5 separate regions of the Homo sapiens genome follow, and regions 1, 2, 3 and 4 are each linked to region 5. Evidence: chromatin contacts called from ENCODE Hi-C or POLR2A ChIA-PET data. All regions are on one chromosome and are shown on one strand. Each heading gives the region's core, a stretch centred on a gene start or an enhancer-like site at or near the end of the contact. The rest is flanking DNA. Distances are from core to core; before and after follow the strand shown. Region 1 overlaps DRC10 (dynein regulatory complex subunit 10). Region 2 holds the start of RPL6 (ribosomal protein L6). Region 3 holds the start of GIT2 (GIT ArfGAP 2). Region 4 holds the start of OAS3 (2'-5'-oligoadenylate synthetase 3). Region 5 holds the start of SH2B3 (SH2B adaptor protein 3).

Region 1 (4,282 bases), core at 814-3,313, 1.8 Mb after region 5:
TCATGTGTGCTCTTGTGGCAAGACTGCTAGCAAGCAGCACCCTTTCTGCAGAGAGTAAACTAGCCTTGCTGAGAGATCCTTTGTCTCAGTGTTGATTTTGGCGACACCGAGCACCCATTCCCAACACAGGAGGCGGAGGTTGCAGTGAATCAAGATGTTGCCACTGCACTTTAGCCTGGGTGACACAGCAAGACTCCATCTTAAAAAAAAAAAAATCACTGGGGAGGCCGGGCATAGTGGCTCATGCCTGTAACCCCAGCACTTTGGGAGGCCAAGGCGGAAGGATCTCTTGAACCCAGAAGTTCGAGACCAACCTGGGCAACGTAGCAAGAGCCCATCTTTACAAACAATCAAAAAATTAGCCAGGCATGGTGACACACACCTGTAGTCTCAGCTACTTGGGAGGGTGAGATGGGAGGATTGCTTAAGCCTGAGAGATGGAGGCTGCAGTGTGCTGTGATCATGCCACTGCACTCTAGCCTGGGCAACAGAGTGAGACCCTGTCTCAAAAAAATCAGTCAATCAATTGGCCAGGCGCAGTGGCCAGCACTTTGGGAGGCCAAAGCAGGAGGATCACTTGAGGTCAGGAGTTCTAGACCAGCCTGGCCAACATGGCGAAAACCTGTCTCTACTAAAAATACAAAAATTAGCCGGGCGTGGTGGCATACGCCTGTAATCCCAACTACTTGGGAGGCTGTGGTGGGAGAATCGCTTGAACCTGGGAGGCAGAGGTTGCAGTGAGTCGAGATTACACCACTGCACTCTAGTCTGGACAACAGAGCGAGACTCCATCTTAAAAAAAAAATCAATCATTGAGGAAAAACCCAACCAACAAAAGATTTGTGTGGCTTCTTCAGTAATTTCAGCAATACTATGAAACAATACCTCTGCATTCCTGTTCTTCATTCTCTCCGCCAATTCCTTTTCAAGAGTATCAATGATTTGTTGGTTATTACTATTCTGTCTACTGATATCCTGTAAGAACTGGGCCTTATCCCTCGCTTCCATGGGACTAGTGAGTAGTTTTTCAAACAGGAAACCACGGAGCTCTATCAGGCTGTCAATAAAATTCTGGGCTTCTGCACTTCTACCCTGTGTCTGCATCTGCAGGAGCCTAGCAGCCTGGGGGTTGCTGAGCAAGAGTCTAAGGACGTTCTTGGTGGAGTCTTTGATCTGCTGCATAAGTGGTGAGAGGCTGGATTTCTGCAGCTCTATGGAAAGGAGGCGGTCTCTGAGCCACCCTTCCTCCTCAGCCTCTTTCTGCTCCTGCAATTGCCTTTCTTTCTCTTTCAGGCACCTGACGTTTTCAAGGAGGACCTGGCAGAGATCCTCATGCTCTCTCACTGCCCTCATGACGTCCTCCCCCAGCATCCCCTCCATATCCTCTCTGTTGGATGCCACATACGACAGCAAGGTCACCAGCTCCACCTTGTAGATCGCCTCATCCAGGATGGACATGATCCTTTTGGCCTCAATGGTGGTGAGTTTGGTCCTAGAGAGAACCAAGGGTTTTAGTGGATCAGCTGGCCTTTTAGATGGGTCTGTCTTTGGCCCTATTCTGTTGATGGCAGGGGCCTGATACAAAGGGGCCATGGCGAGAATGTCTAAAGCCATCTTGTGAGCAGCCCTCTGTGCCTCTGTAGGTCCACAGAGATGGAGACTTCGGTAGACTACTTGGGTCTCGTGCTTTTATTGTCTCTGGCCATCCTGCAAAATGAAGAAGTAGGTGTGAGTGCAGCTGTGCTGACATCTGTGTGGTTAGTGTGGCTGCAGAAACCACAACTGTTGACATCAAGAGTTCATCTTAGGTCCTCTGTCGCTTTTACACAGAACCTTTCACTGGAAGCAGTTTTCAGCTTTGTGAGGGTGTTAGGGCCACAAGGGCAGGAAGACCAAGTGTGGAGGCATCTCAGGCACATGTGTCAGGCGGGGACCAGCCAGGCATACAGACAGCATTCTAAGGATTTAAAACCAGAGACTGGTTACATCAGTGATGGGAGAGTTGAGAGGCCAACCAGGGGAAGACAAAGCCATCCCGCAATTGTCAATGGCAGGAAGCCACCACATGAAGAGATGGTGAGCCTGGGGCCCAGGGTCACCCAGGGGAAGTTTGAACCACAGCCATCAGTTCCCAGAGGAGCTAGAGACATTGCCGGAAATGCAGATTAAAGAAGGGTGGCGGTGGGGGAGGAGAAATACCCTGGTTTCTTTCTACTGCCCTTGGCCAAAACCAGCAGGAAACCAACTGACAAGCAGCCTGGGCGACGGAACCACAGGCCTCAGCCTATGTCTGAGCAGGACAGGGACAGGGCAGAATGCAGTGTAAGACTAACAGGACTAGGAATGGCACATTTTCACTGATTTTAAAGTTTTTTGGTTTGTTTGTTTATTTGTTTTGAGACAGAGTCTTGCTCTGTCGCCCAGGCTGCAGTGCAGTGCCATGATCTCGGCTCACTGCAACCTCTGCCTCCTGGGTTCAAGTGATTCTCCTGCCTCAGCCTCCTGAGCAGCTGGGACTACAGGTGCACACCACCACGCCTGGCTAATCTTTGTATTTTTAGTAGAGACAGGGTTTTGCCATGTTTGCCAGGCTGTTCTCAATCCACCTGCCTTTGCCTCCCAAAGTGCTGGGATTACAGGCCTGAGCCACCACGCCTGGCCATTTTTAAGTACTGATTTTAAAAATTGGTGGGTGAAATATAACTTTGAAATACAATTTAAAAAACTGTTTCACTAAATGTAATGTTGTATTCTGGATTGGGTTCTGGAGTGGAAAAAGGACATTAGTGGAACTGGAGAAATCCAAATCCAAATCCAAATCTAGTCTAAAGTTTAGTTAATAGCATTGTACCAACATTAATTTTGTAGGCGCTCTGTTACCCTGGCTGGAGTGCAATAGTGTGACCATGGCTCACTCCAGCCTCGACCTACTGGGCTCAAGTGATCCTCCTGTCTCAGCCTCTCAAGTAGCTAGGACTATAGGTGCTCGATGCCTAGCTAATTTTTTAACTTTTTATAGAGATGAGCTCCACTATGTTGCCCAGACTGATCTTGAACTCCTAGGCTCAAGCAATCCTCCCACCTTAGCCTCCCAGTGCTGGGAATACAGACAGGAGCCACCGTGCCGGGCCTAATTTTGTGGTTTTGACAAACACATCAAGGTTATCTAAGATGTTAACATTAGGGGGAGCAGAATGGAGGGCATACGGGAACTCTCTGTACTATCTTTGCAACTTTTCTATAAATCTACAATTATTACAAAGTAAAAAGTTTAGTTAAAAGACTATTTCAGGCCAGGCATGGTAGCTCACACCTGTAATCACAGCACTGTGGGAGGCCGAGGGAGGTGGATCATCTGAGGTCAGGAGTTCAAGACAAGCCTGGCCAACATGGCGAAACCCCGTCTCTAATAAAAATACGAGAGAATGCCAGGCATGGTGGTACGCACCTGTTACTCAGGTTAACCCCAGTTACTCAGGAGGCTGAGGCATGAGAATCTCTTGAACCTAGGAGGCGGAGGTTGCAGTAAGCCAAGTTTGCATCACTGTACTCCGGCCTGGGCAACAGAATGAGACTCTGTTTCAAAAGATAGATAGACAAATAAATAACTGTTTCAGAAAAATCTATAGGGCAATCAGAGATCAGTAATTTATATTGCTTTCATAGTACAATGGCTAAAAGTACTAGCTTTGCACAGCCCCACTTGGGTTCAAATCCTTGCTGGGGGTCTCTGGGCTGGTCATTTAATCCTCCAGAGCTTGGGCTTCCTCAGCTGTAAAACAAGAGTCCTCAGGATGAATGAGAAGCCTGCACGCTGTAAAAAATGTTCAATAAATAACTAATAGCACTAACCCAGGAAAACGAAAATCCCAAGTCCAGGACTTTAATGATTTCTGATGCAATTGCTGAACGAACACCTACTGCCTTGGCCAAGCACAGGGGCTCACGCCTGTAATCCTAGCACTTTGGGAGGTTGAAGTGGGAGGATCGCTTGAGCCCAGGAGTTCAAGACCAGCCCAGGCAACATAGCAAGTCCCCATCTCTTAAAAAAGAAAAAAAGAAAAAAAAAAAAAAAAGAACACCTACTGCCCAGGATGTCTGCTCACCCCCCAACACCATGTCTCAGATGGACACCCCCCATAACATCCCCATCCCTCACCCTGATTCTTCTTCATCTCTTCCCCCTTATCCTGTTCGTTCTCCAGGTTAAGTATCACCATCTGACATCCCTATATGCACCTGTTTATTTGTTTATTGTCTGTCTTTCCCCCTCTCCTAAGAA
Region 2 (4,787 bases), core at 961-3,460, 1.0 Mb after region 5:
AAAGACATGACTACAAATAACTCACAATAACCTATTTCCAACTATACCATATCATTAGTGCAGTCTCACTTTCACCACAAACATGATCACCTAATGGGAAAACGAGTTCACAAAACAACTGTCATCTTCCCTCTCATGCAGTAATCTTCAACTGTGAAACTGTATGGTGTTAACTTATTTGGGAATGTTCCCATAATGAAAATTACAGAGCAAATCCTGAGATTACATTGGGTCTTGTGTGTGGTAAAGGGGGCCAAGAAACACTGCTCTAGTGGGAAATGTTCTATAGAACAGGCTATGTATTATTTCATTTAATCTCCATAAAAACTCTTTGAGGTAAACCCTCATTCCCATCTTATCTTTTTTTGAGATGAAGCCTCCCTCTGTCGCCCAGGCTGGAGTGCAGTAGTGCAATCTCTGCCTCCCGGGTTCAAGCGATTCTTCTGCCTCAGCCTCCAGAGCAGCTGGGACTACAGGCACGCAACCAGCTAATTTGTATATTTTTACTAGAGATGTGGTTTCACCATGTTGGCCAGGCTGGTCTTGAACTCCTGACCTCAGGTGATCTGCTCGCCTCAGCCTCCCAAAGTGCTGGGATTACAGGCATTAGCCACCACACTCAGCCTCATTCCCATATTATATGCAAAGGAACAAAGCACAGACGAGTAATTTAAATTACTTAAGATTAACAGTAAATGTTGAAGCCAAGTTACAAACCCAGAGCCCTTTATTTTCTATCAGAAATTCTCCGGTATGCAGAAACTTACAGTATCTAAGTATTCAAAAACATCTTCACAGTATTCAAGCATAAACAGAAAATCCAATTTACAGTCCCCACATCTTACCATTTTGCGAAGTTTAACCACCCGGGTACCGCCGTTCTTGTCACCACCAACTGGTTTTGTAACAGTTGCGAGAACCTTCTCCTTCTTTTTCTTTTCAACCTACAAGGACACAAATGCATCAACAGTAAGAGAATGCCAATTAAGGTTAAGACATAATGGTCCGTGGTCCTCTTCCCTTACCTTGGATTTAGCGGCTGAGTACTTCCTCTTGTACATGGCCTTTCTGGAATACATGGCAGATCGGGAATACCTGCCAATTCCTCTGACAAGGACAGGGTTGCGGCTGCAATGGGGCTTCCCCTTCTTGGGCTTTTTAGCTTTGAGGTTACCCTTTTTCACCTTGCCACCAGCATCAACCTTCTTGGCTTCGGGTTTCTTCTCTTTAGTATCTGGCTTCTCAACTTTTTCACCCGCCATCTAAAAATATTTTTTTGTAGATAAAAAAAGGCATTTCACCAGTCATCTCTCTAACAAGACAATAATGAACCTGTACATGAATGGGCTGGGCTCCCCAGACTACAATCCCTCCCCCGGTAAGATACAGGCCTTCCTCTCAAACTCTACCCATTCTACTCCAACCTTCACTATGACTCATTTGGGGTTTGTCTCCCCAATACACTATAAACTTTTTTTTTGAGAATTTGAAACTACCTCACACCTATTAGGTTTTTTGCCAAATACTGAGCGGTCAGAAGTCCGTACAACCATTATTTTTTATTACTGTTTTGCGAATTAGAAAACTTAGATGCAGAATGTGTCCACAGGTTAGAAGCACCAAGACCAGAACTTGAAATCCCTTACTTTCAGTACCTTTCGTCTTAACCCTTAAGACCAGTGTCTCTTTTCAAGAAACTCGATTTAGGAATTGCGGACACAAACGGAATCAGCCCAAATTGAGCCAGAGAAAAAGATCGCAAAGACCAAGAGGCGACTTCCGGTCGGGGACGCTGGGAGACGCGAAACCTTTTGGCTTCAGTGCGGAACCCCAACGTGGCTGCGACAGGCTCAGTGTCATCCTCTGGAACCCAGGACCAGGAACACAGTGCACGCGCCGTCTCCCCGCTTCCTCTAACACCCACCAGTCTGCTACGGGTCCCCGAAAGGGCCTCGTTCCCCCAGCCCAAGAGAGTGGCGAAGAACCGGAGGGAGCCACTACGGCATTCTACCTCACCCTCTTTGTGCCCTGCCGCAAACCCAAACAACAAAAATGAAGCGTCTGGAAGGCCTCTCAGTTAGCCTTGGACATGTCCGACCCCTGTAGGTGTCGACTGGATGCCCTCCAGGTTCGGATGGCGAAGGATTGGGAGTCCTGAACTCAAGTCTTGCAGACAGGCCCGCGATTCTTACCTTGCAAGATGGGAAAGAGAATTAAGGTCCCGGCTTCCGGTCTATAAGCAATCATGGGAAGTGCGAGTCTCACTTCCTTCCGGATCTGGGGCATCATGGGGAATGTAGTATTTCCCCGTTAAGAAAAAAGTAGTAAATCCTAGGCCGGGTGCGGTGGCTCACGCCTGTAATCCCAGCCCTTTGGGAGGCCGAGGCAGGAGGATCCTCTGAGGTTGGCAGTTCGAGACCAGCCTGGCCAACATGGTGAAATCCCGTCTCTACTAAAAATACAAAAGGTAGCCGGGCGTGGGTGGTGCGTGTCTGTAATGACAGCCAGTCGAGGCGCGGAGGCAGGAGAATCACTTGAATCTGGAGGTGGAGATTGCAGTGAGCCAAGATCGCGACACTGCGCTCTAGGCAACAGAGCAAGATTCTCAAAAAAGAAAAAAAAAAAAAAAAGGGCCGGACACGGTGGCTCACGCCTGTAATCCCAGCACTCCAAAGATCGTGCCACTGCGTGCCACCGCACTCCAGCCTGGGAAATAGAGCCAGACTCAGTCTCAAAACAATAACAACAACAAAAAAAAGAAAAAAAGAAAAAAAATTAGCCGAGTGTGGTTGTTAGTGCCTGTAGTCCCAGCTATTCGGGAGGCTAAGGCGGGAGGATCACTTGAGTCTTGGAGGTCTGGGCTGCAGTGCAGTGAACTCTAATCTTGTCACTTGAGATTAGGTCAGTGGTCCCCTCTTCCCTTACCTTGGATTTAGCGGCTGACTACTTCCTCTTGTACATGGCCTTTCTCATTCCCGTCCTCCGGCCTGGCCTACAGAATGAGACTCTGTCTTAAAAAAAGTAAAAAAAAATTAAAGTGAGGATAACAATAGTAACTTACTTCATAAGGATGTTGGGAACATTAAATAATATATACAACAGTACTGAGAAGCATATTTGATTATTTGATGGATGGTAAATGCTACATAAGTGTTAGCTCTTTTTTTTTTTTTTTTTTTTTTTTTTTTTTTTTTTTTGAGATGGAGTCTCGCTCTGTCACCCAGGCTGGAGTGTGGTGGCACGATCTTGGCTCACGGCAACCTCTGCCTCCTGGGTTCAAGTGATTCTCCTGCCTCAGCCTCCCAAGTAGCAGGGATTACAGGCGCACACCACCATGCCCAGCTAATTTTTTGTATTTTTAGTAGAGACAGAGTTTCACCATGATGGCCAAGCTGGTTTTGAACTCCTGACCTCAAGTAATCCACCCGCCTCAGCCTCCCAAAGTGCTAGGATTACAGGCGTGAGCCACCGCACCTGGCGAACTGTTAGCTCTTGTTATTGTCACCATCACCACTACAATCATCTGATCATCAACATCCTAGTTGTTGTCAAGTATTCTGCTAAAGTTTATGCATGGGAGATAATAGGCAATATTGCATACAATGTGCCTTGCTTTATTTCATTTAATTCTCCCAACAACCTGTGAATGATACTATTATGAGGAAACTGAGTCTCAAGGACATTAAGTAACTTGCTCACAGCATAGATCTGATTCCAAAGATTGCACTCTTAACCATTAGGCTGCAAGATTAAAGAGATGATTAATGAAGATGCATGAGAGTTTTGCTCATGTTAGAATTAAAAATAAGAATATTTATTATCTTTTACAAAATACACAACACAGTATATGTGATAGTTCTTTACTGCTTCAAAGCCCTTAAGCCAACATGTACACATTTGTAATACCTTCTAGCTTGCGTTTTCCATTTTCCTCCATTCGTTTCTTTCTGGTTGCTAGAGCTTTTCACCTTGATTTTTTCAGATCGAAACCACCTGCTTCATGGCTGTGTCTCTGGGAATCATTTAGCCTTTTTCTGGTTCTGATTCACTGAGGATACAAATACAATGATCAGATGAACACTGCCCTTTTTTTTGAGAATGGGAATGTCAGCAGCTTTATTTGTTTAGCTTCCTCAGCAAAGCACCTCTTAGAAACTTCAACTGCAGAAAATGTACCACAATGAATGAATGAGATGCACAGTTGCTTACGTGGGCCCCTCAAAATTGCTGGCAATCTCAGATAATTTCACCTAGTGAACGCCCCAAAATATGTGTTGAATGACCTGTCATTAAAATAAAAACGTAGATGAACCCCCTCTTGTGTTTTGTTGCGGTATTGCAAAATTTACAATTCATTAGTTGGGCAAAATACCATGTTAGTTATAAAGTAAATGTTTTTATTAAGTTTAGTTTTGCCATATATAAAATTCTCTGAAATTTGTGCAGCACTTTAATCACAAAGCAGACATTTTTGCAGACACTTAATCTTTTTTTTTTTTTTCTGAGATGGAGTCTTGCTCTGTCGCCCAGGCTGGAGTGCAGTGCCGTGATCTTGGCTCACTGCAACCTCTGCCTCCTGGGTTCAAGCCATTCTCCTGCCTCAGCCTCTTGAGTAGCTGGGATTACAGGTGCCCGCTACCACACCTGGCTAATTTTTTTTTTTGAAACAGAGTCTTGCTCTTTTGCCCAGGCTGGAGCGCGGTGGCATGATCTCGGCTCACTGCAACCTTCGCCTCCCGGGTTCACGCCATTCTCCTGCCTCAGCCTCCCGAGTAGCTGGGACTACA
Region 3 (4,209 bases), core at 1,148-3,647, 1.4 Mb before region 5:
CTGTATCATCCTAAAAAGCAGAGATTGGAAATGTCCAGATGAAGGAGCTCTACAAAGATGCATTAACAACACTGCTTCCTGCAGTATAGTACTGACACTAATGGCAAAAAAAAAAAAAAAAAAAAAAGACTGTTTTGAAGCATAGCTTTGGTTTTCACTTATTCAGAGGATTTGCAGTATTCTTTTTTTAGCAAGTATTTAACACATATTAATTAAGACAAGTATTCGACTAACCACTTTAGCATCCTGGATCAGAATCCCATGGAAAGAATATTAGAATGTTAACATAGTAAAATAAAAATGTTTGTATGAATGAGATTGGGTAAAACCCTTTAAGTTCATCTGGAGCCAGGGCTCCAGGGACACCACAAATGAACTTCAAAAATGTTTGTGACTCCCCCAGACAAATCTTAGGTAAATTCGTTCACGTGCATTTTAGGGGAGAAGGCCTTAGCATTCAACAGAATCTCAAAGGGGTCCCTAACCCTACAGGTAATTCTCTCAGTAGGGCTGTGCAGAAAAGGCAGCACAAATTCCCAGCTGCTCAATTTCACAGAATATTTCAAGGTAGCCTAATTATATTCAAAACAGGAAGGAAGTGACTCAAGTCTCTGCAGATTAGGCGTATGAGACAACAACTAAAGCGATACAATGGAAGAGAAAATGTTCTGAAATGCACAAAATGCTGCAAAAGTATATTTAGGATGGCAATGGAGGAACAATTTTGCTTTGCCCTGTACCCTATCAAGAAGCAAAACAATATGCATTCCAAGAGGAAGTTAGAAGCTAGACACATGTGAATCAAATACATCACGGTAAGTTCAACTGAAAATAGGCAAGAAAATAAGGAAGTGGAACAAATAACATTTTTAGAGAAAATGATGGAGTTTGTATAACTCACACTAACTTGGTTTAGAAAACACTTCTTTTTAAACTCCTCCATACCCCCTCCCTATCTTCAAAGGAAACTGGTAACACCTGCACTGTACGGGCCATAAAACAACCACATGAGGTTTGAGTTATCACAGTTCTATTTACAATTGGTCTCCACTTCCAAATGACAAGCTTAAGATCAGAACAGTTGCAAAGCCAGTGGTGTTCAATGATTTAATTAAGATTGTTTATCGGACACTATTGTGCCAAGAAAGCCATGTTACCTTCGAATTAACTCAAAGCCAATACATCCAAGCACCTAAAACAGCATGTAATAATCTATCCAGAGACCTGACAATTCAGTTGCAATTGCTAAGACACACTTGATCTCTAAATGTGAATATTATGTATGAACAGTTATGCATCATTATGAAGGAATGGCTTTAGCGTTTCAATGCCCCTATATTGCTGGTGATTTTGCGTTTGTTTCCGTTGTAATCAACGTATGATTTAGATAGTCAAATATAGCTTTAAGGGACTACAAGAGTTCTACTGTAGACAGCATAATGCAAAAAAGAAAAGCCTTAGATGATATGATTCTACGAGTATTCATTGAATCTTCCTCACCACTAAGCGTGATACTCCCGATTATCCTCATTGAAAAAAATGAGGAAATCAAGCAAGTGACCAAGTGAAGTCACCAGCCCAAGGTCAGCCAGAAGCAAAATCTAGTTTGAACCCAGGCCGTTCAGATCCTCAAACTTGAGACAAGCACTGCCTCCTAAGTGCTGGTTGTGTTTGGAAGACCCCGATCTCCTGGCAATTCTCCCGGGCAGAGTAGCTGTCGGATGTCAGCAGCGGGGAAGTCATCTACGGGGACCCTCTGGCGAGTCTCAGGGAGTGTCATCCTCCCCGGGCAGGACACCCAGGCGGAGAAAGGGTCTAGTGGGAGGTGACACCTGCAGCCTCTGGAGGCTGCAGCCGGGAGGACGCTCACATTTTACTTCTGTAATTGGCTTTCCTGTGGATTGCCCAAGCCCCTTCCTGTTGGGGGAGCAGCCCTGGCCCCCGTCACCTCCCCAGTTGGCCTAGGACGGAGGGAACGGGAGGGAACGAGAGGGAAGGGAGGGCCGCGAGGGACGGGGAGGGCGGCGGCCCCCTGCCCGCCCGGCTCTGACAGGCCCGGGACGGTTCCCACCCCAAGGCCGCCCAGGGACCTCTTCGTTGCGACCCTAGCCGCGGGATGCAGCCTGACCTGAGGGGGCGGCCCCGGGGTAGGGGTCCGGGCCAGGAAAGCAGAGGGGAGCGGGCCCGGCCGGTGCGACTCACCCGGCCCGCTGCAGTCAGCGCACACCTCGCTGCTCCGGAGCCGTTTCGACATGGCTCCCACCTCCCACCTGCGGGGAACTAGAGGCCGGGGGACAGCAAAGGCGGCGGTGGCGGCGGCGCTTCCGCTCTAACGGGTCCCAGCTGCGGCGGCGCTGACGGCGGCGCCTCTCCCCTCAGCGCCTTGCAGCCTTGGCACAGCACGCACGCGCGGGGAGGTGCCCTTCGGCGAGTGTCAGGTCATGTGACCGGAAAGGGCACTCTGCCTTGTCGCCATCTTGAGTGAGGGCAGGAGACTGCCCGAGTATCATCTGTCCTACCTTTAAATATTGAATTTGGGTCTTCTTCTCTGGCAGAGATTCCCCTCGTCCCAACTGATTAATACCAGGGGAAGTAGCAATATCTTGTGATGAGAACCCTGCAGCCACAACCTTCCTGAGGCAATCAATGGTCAAGTTCATTCATTCATTCCTTGATTCAACAAATGTTTATCAAGCACTTACCATGCTTTATATACTGTCCCAGCCACTGGAGAAACAGCAGTGAGCAAAGACTGAATTTCTAGTCCTTATGAAGCTTGCATTTTACTGGGGTAAAGTAAAATAAGAATATATTATATGATTCCAGGCTGGGCGTGGTGGCTCACTCTTGTAATCTCAACTCTTTGGAAGGCTGAGGCAGGAGGATCACTTGAGGCAGGAGTTCGAGACCAGCCTGGGCAACATGGTGAAACCCCATCTCTACTAAAAATACAAAAATTGGCCGGGCGCGGTGGCTCACGCCTGTAATCCCAGCACTTTGGGAGGCCGAGGCGGGTGGATCACGAGGTCAGGAGTTCAAGACCAGCCTGGCCAACATGGTGAAACCCCGTCTCTACTAAAAATACAAAAATTAGCCGGGCACAGTGGCAGGAGCCTGTAATCTCAGTTACTTGGGAGGCTGAGGCAGGAGCTTGAACCCAGGGGGTGGAGGTTGCAGTGAGCTGAGATCACGCCATTGCACTCCAGCATGGGCGACAGAGTGAGACTCCGTCTCAAAAAAAAAAAAAAAAAAAAAAAAATTAGCCGGGCGTGGTGGCGCATGCCTGTAATCCTAGATACTCAGGAGGCTGAGGCATGAGAATCGCTTGAGCCTGGGAGGTGGACGTTGCAGTGAGCAGAGATCGCGTCACTGCACTCCAGCCTGGGGGACAGAGCGAGACTGTCTCAAAAACAACTTCAACAACAACAACAAAAATAACAAAAAAGAATATATTAGATGATTCCTTAGGCTTCAGTTTTAATCTCATGTTCAAAATTAAGATAATGCATTGTTTACTTCTAGTCCACGATTTGTTTTTGTATGGCTTGCTACTTAAGAATGATTTTTACATTTTTAAAGGGTTGCGAGATGAAAATGAAGAAGAGAGAGAGGGAAATAAAGAAAAAGAGGAAGAAGAATATGCGACAAAACTTGTATGTGACCAGCAAAGTTAAACATTCATTTTGGCTAAGGACAGATGGAATAAATTATGGGAAAAATGTGATACACCTGCTGGATAGTAACCCCTCAGTAAATAGTAGCTCCCATAATTATGGATATTGCTATTATTTTCTAATTACTGTTTTTCTTCATATGCGTGGAATTTGAGAATAACAATAGCTAACATGGGATAATTTACAAAATGGTGTGAGATAAACACAATGAAATGAGGTAAATCAGTGTGAAGGAGAAAGGAGATGTGACCCTAATACCAATGACTACTTATTGTCTGTCTTACATATAAACACAGCTATGATCTCCATTCAGCAAATATTGAATGCCTGTTGTTAGCCAGGTACTATTTTGGTTTTAGATACTCTGGTAAGCAAAACGATGTGGTTCCTGTCATTATGGGGTTTTCTGATTAATGAGATAGGGAGATTTTCAATAAACACGGCATGATGAAGAAGAAGGAGAACGTTAAGTTGCAAAAGGCATCTGAAAGAATGAGAAGTGCTGGAAAAGGCCTCAGAAGCACTGGTCTTGAGT
Region 4 (4,545 bases), core at 358-2,857, 1.5 Mb after region 5:
TATTGACCCTTCTGCGTTCCATCTTCTAAAAATGCCTCAAATGTCCCGCCCCCTTGACTCCACTTTTTCTCAGTTTCCAACCCTGTTGATTTCCATTATGCTTTTAATATATCTTTGCTGCTATTTTAATAGAATTTTGAGCATGTGTTCAATCCACTATCTTGAATGGAAAGTTTCTAAAGTGGCCTGTGACTCAGGAAGAAGACTGTGATTAATGGGCGAGAATGAAAATCATTGCTCAATCCCTTGACTTAAATCCCCACCACAACACCTGACCTACAAAACCTGCCCATACTTGAATATTCCAAGTGATGCAGCATTCACTACTCAAAATATTAGCTGGTGTACATATTACAGACCCAGCATCTCTCCCTCTAGTTGACCATGACCTCTGAAATTCACACTCTGATCCTATCTATTTCCTTTCAGTTACCGTGCAGATGTCAGGAAGCACTTGTTAAGACTATTACCTGAAGTGTACTCAGAGGCAGAGTAAATGCTGGGTCCCGGAGCAGACAGGAGAGAGGACCTGGGAGTTTTTTAGTAAGATGGGGAGGAGGAGATAGGCTATGGCTTGGACCAGGCCTGGAAGAGAGCTCAGGTGTGCAGTCTCTAGGAACCCGGGTGGAGAAGCAGCAGGAAATAAGCAGAAAAAGGAGACAGGCCATGAAGATAGAAGCGCAATGGTCCTGGATTCAAATCTCCACTCTGCAGCTTATAGCTTACAGTCCGCTTAGCTTTGTGCCCATTCCAAGAGGATTTCCCTATTGTAGCTTTACAATGTTTTAATATGTAGTATTGTTGTGCAAGGTACCATCCTAAACTGACTGACTTTCCTTCCTCCTTCTCCTCCAAAATAATTTTTAATTCTTGCAGACAGACTTTAGATCGTGTGTTTGAAGTTTTTAAAGATGGAATTTTTATTGGAACTGCATTACACGTATAAATTATTTAGGAAGAGTTGGCTTCTGAAGAGGGCAGCTCTGTGGGCTTGGGCTGGGTTTGAATCCAGCCAGACAACTTTCCAGCTGTGTTACCTTGGACAGTTACCTAGTTCCTCTGTACCTTGACTTCCTCATCTGTCAAATGGGTGATGATAATAGCACCTACACCATGGTCGTTGGGAGGAGTCAGTGAGAGTCTCCAAGTGTGCTTTATTATCGTTGGTGGTGGTAGTGGTGTTTAGAACGCATCCCTCAGTCAGACAGCGAGGTAGGACTTCTCCGTTTATTAAATCCTGACCTTTTTTTTCCATGTAAAACCTGCACGTTTCTGAAATGCTCAGAGTACGTTACTCAGTATGTACCCATATGTTCTGTGGGTATACTTTGTTAGGTTGTGATTAGTTCGTTGGAGCTGGTGGTTGCAGGGACGGCTGGAAGCAAGGAGATGAAGGAGAGGAAGTCGTAGCTGGGAAGGGGACCAGGAAGTGGGTGTCAGGTCCAAGAGCTGCTAGAAAGAAACGAAACTGAAAGCAGGGAATTTCCCAAGTTTGGGGAAGACAGGAACTGCAGCGCCCCTCCCCGTTTCACGCCACGCGCGGGACCGAGGACCTAGGACCTGGCCAGCTGGGCGTGGTTCGGAGAGCCGGGCGGGAAAACGAAACCAGAAATCCGAAGGCCGCGCCAGAGCCCTGCTTCCCCTTGCACCTGCGCCGGGCGGCCATGGACTTGTACAGCACCCCGGCCGCTGCGCTGGACAGGTTCGTGGCCAGAAGGCTGCAGCCGCGGAAGGAGTTCGTAGAGAAGGCGCGGCGCGCTCTGGGCGCCCTGGCCGCTGCCCTGAGGGAGCGCGGGGGCCGCCTCGGTGCTGCTGCCCCGCGGGTGCTGAAAACTGTCAAGGTGAGGTCCCACCTCGGGGTCTTTATGTGTCCAAAGGGGAGTCCTGGGAGGACGCTTAAGCCTCACATAGGCTTACGGTGGGGGTGGCTTTATCCGCTTGTGCACCTCATTCATTTCTTTAACAAATACTTCCAATGTGCCAGCCCCGTGCTAACTCCCCCGAACATACGAGCCAGGTAGGTACTCTTAAGCCCGCTTGACAGATAGAGAAAATGAGGCACAGAGAGGTACAGTGACGTGTCCGATCCTGTAAGAGGCCCAGCCAGGATTCAAATCCAAGTAGCCTGATTCCTGCATCTCTACTCTCAGAGGCTGCTTCTTATCCATTCATTCACTCATTCACTCATTCTCCCAGTCATTCAAACAGACTGTGGGCCTCACACTATGCCAGACCTTAAGGTTACAGAAGTAATAACACTCCGCGTAACAGCCAGAGTAGCCCAATTTATTGAGACATTATCAAATAACAATGAAAATTATCTCATTAAATGAGTATTACCTCATTTCATCCCCACGTTCAGTGAGGCAGGTATTATTGTACCTGTTTTATGGATAGGGAAACTGAGGCTAGACGCTAAATTACTACTCTGAGTCACATCTTTTTTTTTTTTTTTTTTTTTTTTTTTTTTTGAGACAGGGTCTCGCTCTGTCACCCAGGCTGGAGTGCAGTAGCATGATCTTGGCTCACAGCAACCTCCGCCTCCTGGGCTCAAGTTATTCTCACACCTCAGCCTCCCAAGTAGCTGGCACTACAGGTGCACACTACCATGCCTGGCTAATTATTTGCATTTTTTGTAGAGATAGAGTTTTGCCGTGTTGCCCAGGCTGGCCTGGAACTCCTGGGCTCAAGTGATCCACTTGCCTTGGCCTTTCAAAGTGCTGGGATTACAGGTGTGAGCCACCATGCCCAGGTAATTTTTGCATTTTTTGTAGAGACGGGATTTCACCATGTTGCCCAGGCTCCGGGTCACTTTTTGTCACTTAAATACAGCCACACTGCCACTGTGATCCCAGGACACTCGCAGATTCAGGGAGGAGACAAGTCATGAGCTACCTTATCCTCAGGGTAGATTTGGGGGTGCCAGGAGTGGATTGATGGAGGGAACCTGGGTGTGCTAGAGGAGGTTGTCAGGAGAGGGAGTGAAAACGCAGAGTAGAAATGGCCTCAGAGCACCTAGTGGTTTCCTGGGGCTGACTCTCAGCTTGGGAGGTGGGGAAGGAGGAGACACTTGTCGCCTAGGAGGTGTGAAGTCCCGTTTCTACCTTGGAGATGGACAGGAGGGATTTCTGTGCAGCAAGGGAAAGCCCTGGCATCCTTAGCTTCCCTGGAAAGGGGTGGGAGGGGGTTCTGGAGCACAATCTCCCTGTGCTTTCATTGTCTCCTTTGTAAAGTGAGCACGGTGCAATCTCCCTGTGCTTTCGTTTCCTCTTTTGTAAAGTGGTACCTTCCTTCTGGGGCTGTGAGGAAGGTTCAATGAGATGAGAGTGTGCAAAACGTGCAGGAAGTGCCCAGCCTGTAATATTCCCTGTTCCCACTTTGTCAGCAGCCCCCAGATGGTGGGAGCTGGTAGTAAAAGGACTGGCATAATCATCGGGATAAGTAGGGGGTCCCAGTTTGAGGCAAGCCTTGCTCCTGGAGGGCTCCATCCTGGTTCTTGCTGTTTACTGGCTGTGTAACTCATTTCACCATCTGAGCCTCACTCCCCATATCTGCAGCCACATGTAACTACATCACAGTTGTTTTGTGTTGGAAGTGAGATTAGAGACGTCAGATCCCAGACACAGAACAGTGGCTCTGACAATGTTTAGGAGTTTCTTTTCCAAATCCTCAGGTTGGAAGCTTTGCCGAAAGAAACACTAATCACACAGGTCTCAGAAATTGAGTCATACCACAGTTCTGTACCCATTCTGAGCAAAGATTGCAAATGTGTGTTCTGCAAAGCAGAATTTGTTTTACCTGCGGTCTTGAGTTTTTAAAAAGTTAGTTGCCAACATTTAAAAATCATGGATATAGGCCTGGCATGGTGGTTCATGCCTGTAATCCCAGCACTTTGGGAGGCCAACGAGGGCAGATCACTTGAGGTCAGGAATTCGAGACCAGTCTGGCCAACATGGTGAAACCCCATCTCTACTAAAAATACAAAAATTAGCCAGGCATGGTGGCGCACACCTGTAGTCCCAGCTACTCAGGAGGCTCAGGTGGGAAAATCACTTGAACTCATGAGATGGAGGTTGCAGTGAGCTGAGATGGTGCCACTGCACTCCAGCCTAGGCAACAGAGTAAGTCTCTGTCTCAAAACTAAAAATAAAAATAAAATTACAAGTATGGATTTAGCCCAGCACGGTGGTGCATGCCTATAGTCTCAGACACTTGGGAGGCTGAGGCAAGAAGATCACTCGAGCCCAGGAATTCCAAGCTGCAGTGAGCTACAATCGTGTCTGTGAATAGCCACTGCACTCCAGCCTGGGCAACATAGCAAGACCCCATCTCTTTAAAAAAATGTAAAAACTAGCCAGGCATGGTAGCGTGTGCCTGTAGTCTCAACTACTTGAGAGGCTGAGGCAGGAGGATCACTCGAGCCCAGGAGTTCAAGGCCGCAGTGAGCTATGTGTTCCAGCCTGGGTGACAGAACAAGACCCTGTTTCTATGGAAAAAAAATCATGAGTTTACATGTTAAAATTGCTTCTCTTGAAATCTCGAGCC
Region 5 (4,306 bases), core at 970-3,469:
TTAGAGACAGAGCCTACCTCTGTCTCCCAGGCTCGAGTGCAGTGATGCAATCTTGGCTCACTGCAGTGTCCACCTCCCAGGTTCAAGCGATTCTTCTGCCTCTGCCTCCCCAGTAGCTGGGACTACAGGTGCGTGCAACCATGCCTGGCTAATTTTTGTATTTTTAGTAGAGACAGGGTTTCACCCTGTTGACCAGGCTGGTCTCAAACTCCTGACCTCAGGTGATCCGCTGGCCTCAGCCTCCCAAAGTGCTGAGATTGCAGGTGTGAGCCACTACACCCGGCCTCGTTTAGACTTCATTGACATTCCCCCACCCCACCCCTCTTCCCACATCCTCAGATGCCGTGTGAACAGCTTGAATCCCACACTCCACAGGTCCTTCTCCTCACAACCCTCCATGGCACCCTACTGCCTTCAAAATAATTCCCAAAGTCCCCACCAAGACCTTCAAGACACCATGTGATGGGCCCACCTTTGAAACATCATCTCTTACCAGTATAGGTGTCACCACTGCCTTTATGACTTTATTCCAAAGCACCACATGTATTCCCACCTCAGCACCTTTGCACATGCTGTTCCTTTGGCCTGGAATGCTCTTCCCTCAGACGTTATAGCACCTGGATCCTTCTTGTCATGGAGGGTTCTAAGCTCACATGTTAGTTCCGCAGAGGTGTCCTTCCTGAGCCCTGGATCTAAGACATCCCCTTCCAGCTCTCCATCCCGTAACTGTTTTGTCATTGTCATAGCTGATCCCACTTGCTTATTCGTGCCTTATGTCCCCCCACTAGAATATCAGCTCCACGCAGGCAGGGATATCTGTGTTGTTCACTGCTGTGTTCCCAGCGCCTAGAACAGTGCCTGGAAATGTGCGGAAAGCAGATTTTTGTGGCCTTTTTCTTCAAGGTCATTGGACACCAGGAATCCTGTAGCAGACCGCTCCCTTCCCCCATCTACTCGGAGTCTGGAAATCCCCACCTTCTGGGGAACCCCTTCCTGTAGTTCTAAGGTCAGGACTGGGGCCGATTTGTTTAACACAGAGAGCTTCCTGGAGCCAAGCCTCGAGCTAACTGCTTTAATGCATTAACTCACTTAATTCTCACTGCCAGGAGAGTGGGTACACATTATTTCCATTTCATAGGCAAGGAAGTGGAGAGGTACGGAGAAGTCAAGTCATTTGCCCGGGTAGGAAGAGGGGGAGGCAGTGGAATGGAGACACTTGCTGCCTGGGAAGACTCGAGGTGGCCCCTCCAAGCTGGGGGCGTGGGCGACTTGTTTCCTGTTGGGGGAGGGGGAGAAGAGTACATTCCTCCCTCCCCGCCCTCCCACATGTTGGGGGAGAGGCTGGCTGAGAGCATGTCCCACTCCGGACTAGGGGGAACCCCACTGTCCGTCTCAGCTCCCCATGAGGCCGTGGAGAAAATGTAAGTAGCCCGGGGGCGGGCAGGGGGGTGGGCGCAGAGGCCACGGAAGCCAGCGGTCGGAGAGGGCTTCCTGGAGAAAGATGCACCCCTCCTAGAATTGGGGGACAGGACGGGCGGCCGGAGCGAGGCTGGGCTATACGGGCACCGGCTGTAGCAAAGGCAAAGCTGAGGGCTGGGGCCAGAACCCAAATCGGGGGCCTGGGGCCGTGGCGGGTCGGGTCAGCATGATCGCAGATAGTCAGGGTCGGGCAGGGCTGGGCTCCCTCCCTGGGGCGATGATGAAAGCCGTGGTCGCTATTGCACCGCCCAGCCCTGCGGGCACTGATAAGGCCCTGCAGGAGGGAGTCAGCAAGGGCGCGCCCCCTGGAGGCCAGGCCCCTCGACCCTGCCCGCCCTAGGCCCCGCCCCTTCATCTGGCCCCGCCTCCAGGCGCTGAGGCACCTGGTGACCTGCCGGCGTTGAGTGGGTGGGGCTAAAGTCGCCCCGCCCCTCCGATCCTCACTTCTATCTTCAGACTGTGGGACGCGAAATCGGGTGGGCACGTGGTGGGCGTGGCTTCGCAAGGCCTCGCCTTTTTCCGGACCCGCGCCAGGAGAGCCCTCCGACCCTGGCAGCCGCGGACTAGCGGGATTGGTAGGCGGGGCCAGTCCGGGCTCCGCCCTCATGGCCCGCCCCTCCAGCCGAATCTCCGACTCGCGCGCGGCCTGAGGCGTGGCTCCTGGTGGCCCCGCCCCTGCCCCGCCCCTGTCGCGGCCGGCCTCCCCCGCCGGGCTCCGCTCGCACGGCCGGTTCCTCTTTACATAACGGCGCGGGGCGGCATGGGCCCGGGCCACCGCCTCCGCCCGGCTGCCCGCCCGGACTGTCGCGGCCCGCGGTGGCGACGGCGGCCGCTGCAAAGTTTCCCCGGCGGCGGCGGCCCGGGGGCGCATCCTCCCGCAACTGTCAAGCGCTGGCGGCGGAAATGATGAGGCGCTGGCCATTTTCCGAGCCCGGGTTTCCTGCCTGAGCCCCGCTCGAGCGAGCCGCGAGCGAGGAGCCGGCGGGCGGGAGAGGACGCGCCCAGGGCGGGGGCCCGCCCGCCCCCTCGGGATTTCGAGGGCCCGGGGGCGCGCGACGCCATGGGCCGGCCGGGCCCAGAGCTCCTGTCTCTCAGGTGAGCCCGCGTTTGCCCGCGCTCCCCTCCTCCGGGGCCGGGAGGGCTTTTGTGGGGAAAGAGGAGGCCCCGTGTCCAGTTCTGCCCGGGCTCTGCGCGTCACCCCCAGCCCAAAATACTGCCCTGCAGCCAACTCGGATGGAGGCGTTCCGGGGTGACGGCTCCCAGCGCCTACGACCCCCCACTCAGCCACTACCCCCACCCACACACGTGTTAGGGAGAGCGTTGGGGTAACTGAGGCCGTGGGATGGGGGAGAGGGCATCGCTGACGCCCCCAGCCCACCCTACGGTAGCCTCGCCGGTTGGGGGCGGCCCTCCCCTCAACTTGTGCCTGGGGAGGAGCGGTCAGGGGTCACCCATTGCTACCCTGAAAGTGAAAGTAGTCAAACTGAGGCTGTGAGCACAGATGAGCCCTTGGGTGTGGGGGCAGCGGGGGAGGATGCGCCGGCCCCTCCCCACTCCCCATTCCGGGCCATGTGGCTAAGAGGGTAGCGCCCTGATTCAGGAAGCCCCTCTCCCCAGTTCCTGCACTGCCGAGGTCGACCGGGCCAGGCCCCCGCATGCTGCTGAATTGGGCGGTTCACCAGGGCTAGGCGTCCCAGAGACAGGTTTCTGGTATTGATCCTCTCACACCTCTTGCCTGGGGTTCCCTGGGAATCCCCCGACCAAAAAACGTCTGGAGTGGGTGTTGGTCTTCTAGATCCGCACGGTAGGGATGGTATTTCAGAGGTCTCTGATGCCTGGTGCAGAAATCCCCTTCCCTCCCTTCCCTCCCTCCGGCCAGGGGAGCTTTGTTTTGAGGGAGGGGGACTGCATTTGAGGAACTGGAGAGGAGGGTCTGCCTGCCTGTCCCGCTTCTTTTTTTCTTTAGTTTCCTCATTCTCCTGTTTCTCTTCCCCATTCCCAGCCACAATGATGTAGGTGAGGAGGTCACTGCCTGCAGCTGGGGGCCTCCAGGGAGGGGCACGGCCAGGCTGGGCTGAGTGGGAGGAAGTGAAATCTGGTGGGGGGTTCAGAGCAGAGGCCCCGGCAAGGCAATGTCGGCAAGGCCAGCTTTGGTGGCAGGAGGGACCGAGATCTGACCCGCAGCCCCTCGCCGGGGAGATGACAGTTCCCTAACACCGGCTAGCAGCCAGGCCTCAGGGCCCCTGCCAGGGCAGTGGGCCTGTGGGTCTCCAGGGATGCAGGCGCAGGTTGTGTCTGGGTTTCCCATCACTGACCTGGCTGCCTGAGTGGAAACAGCTCTGGAGGCTCCTCGGGACCTGCCCTCGTGGAGGGAGAGCCGTCAGAGGCCACCTGGGCAGGCTGGGCTCGGAGGATGAGAGCCAGGGCCTACTGGGGGAAGTTGGAAGGGTTTTTAGTGCACTTTTCCTGAGCCTTTTCCCACTACCCCCTCTGGGAGGGAAAATCCTTCTGAGCCAAAGGGTGAGCATTCCTAGAACTTTTGTGAGTCCCTGTGGGCCACAGAGCGGCCAGCTGGGAAGGGGCTGGCTCAGAGCATCAGCAGCTGGGGGCTCAGGGTCTGCAGGGGCTCAGCAGGAAGTGGAGGAGGATAGTGAGGAGGGTCCTGGAGACTGTGCTTTGCTACTCCTATTGCCTTCGTTCAGCTGAAGGCGTGGGCAAGTGACTCTGCCCTCAGTTTCCCTCTGTGTAAAATGGGGGAGTAACAGGTTTGCAGTGGAGATTTAATGAGCCAGTGTGTAATGAGCACCTGCTGCCTGGCAAAGAGAGG

What was found. A loop is a pair of places that touch in the nucleus more often than their neighbours do. ChIA-PET counts read pairs that join two places held with the same protein, here RNA polymerase II (POLR2A). Pooled maps may share reads with other maps.
Region 1: a loop to region 5 is called in a pooled map, with 7 times the contacts of the local background. The contact joins the enhancer-like site here to the promoter of SH2B3 in region 5. A Hi-C loop is called at or near these places in 2 of 37 single-sample maps with no recorded cell type and 2 of 50 pooled maps.
Region 2: a map of chondrocyte shows a loop between it and region 5 (5-fold over the local background). The contact joins the promoter of RPL6 here to the promoter of SH2B3 in region 5. A Hi-C loop is called at or near these places in 2 of 168 maps with a recorded cell type or tissue (CD8-positive, alpha-beta T cell and chondrocyte), 1 of 37 single-sample maps with no recorded cell type and 14 of 50 pooled maps. POLR2A ChIA-PET finds 5 or more read pairs at or near these places in 1 of 52 experiments (Panc1).
Region 3: a map of posterior vena cava shows a loop between it and region 5 (18-fold over the local background). The contact joins the promoter of GIT2 here to the promoter of SH2B3 in region 5. A Hi-C loop is called at or near these places in 1 of 168 maps with a recorded cell type or tissue (posterior vena cava), 4 of 37 single-sample maps with no recorded cell type and 8 of 50 pooled maps.
Region 4: a map with no recorded cell type shows a loop between it and region 5 (5-fold over the local background). The contact joins the promoter of OAS3 here to the promoter of SH2B3 in region 5. A Hi-C loop is called at or near these places in 1 of 37 single-sample maps with no recorded cell type and 2 of 50 pooled maps. POLR2A ChIA-PET finds 5 or more read pairs at or near these places in 1 of 52 experiments (activated B cell).

The regions. Positions count from the first base shown.
Region 1 is chr12:113,206,553-113,210,834 of GRCh38, forward strand. DRC10 (dynein regulatory complex subunit 10) reads right to left here. Exons shown (of 5, transcript NM_001330452.2): 2 at 886-1,707. The coding sequence starts at 1,614. Among named protein-coding and RNA genes, the nearest start is that of DRC10, 12 kb to the right of the region's middle. RefSeq lists enhancers at 1,497-1,626, 1,837-2,146, 2,297-2,456. Within about 2 kb of position 2,064, at least 17 of the 41 ENCODE cell types and tissues checked have a DNase peak (open chromatin) inside an H3K27ac peak, as active enhancers do.
Region 2 is chr12:112,407,395-112,412,181 of GRCh38, forward strand. It overlaps RPL6 (ribosomal protein L6), which reads right to left and starts at 2,211. Exons shown (of 7, transcript NM_000970.6): 1 at 2,193-2,211; 2 at 1,026-1,262; 3 at 846-944. The coding sequence starts at 1,262. RefSeq lists an enhancer at 1,842-2,021.
Region 3 is chr12:109,993,971-109,998,179 of GRCh38, forward strand. It overlaps GIT2 (GIT ArfGAP 2), which reads right to left and starts at 2,398. Exons shown (of 20, transcript NM_057169.5): 1 at 2,203-2,398. The coding sequence starts at 2,254. RefSeq lists enhancers at 1,669-1,718, 2,409-2,568 and a silencer at 2,049-2,138.
Region 4 is chr12:112,936,867-112,941,411 of GRCh38, forward strand. OAS3 (2'-5'-oligoadenylate synthetase 3) reads left to right here and starts at 1,608. Exons shown (of 16, transcript NM_006187.4): 1 at 1,608-1,841. The coding sequence starts at 1,665. RefSeq lists enhancers at 1,227-1,396, 1,291-1,600, 1,564-1,733, 2,157-2,326, 3,325-3,494 and a silencer at 1,821-1,910.
Region 5 is chr12:111,403,704-111,408,009 of GRCh38, forward strand. It overlaps SH2B3 (SH2B adaptor protein 3), which reads left to right and starts at 2,220. Exons shown (of 8, transcript NM_005475.3): 1 at 2,220-2,574. RefSeq lists silencers at 1,699-1,858, 1,979-2,558.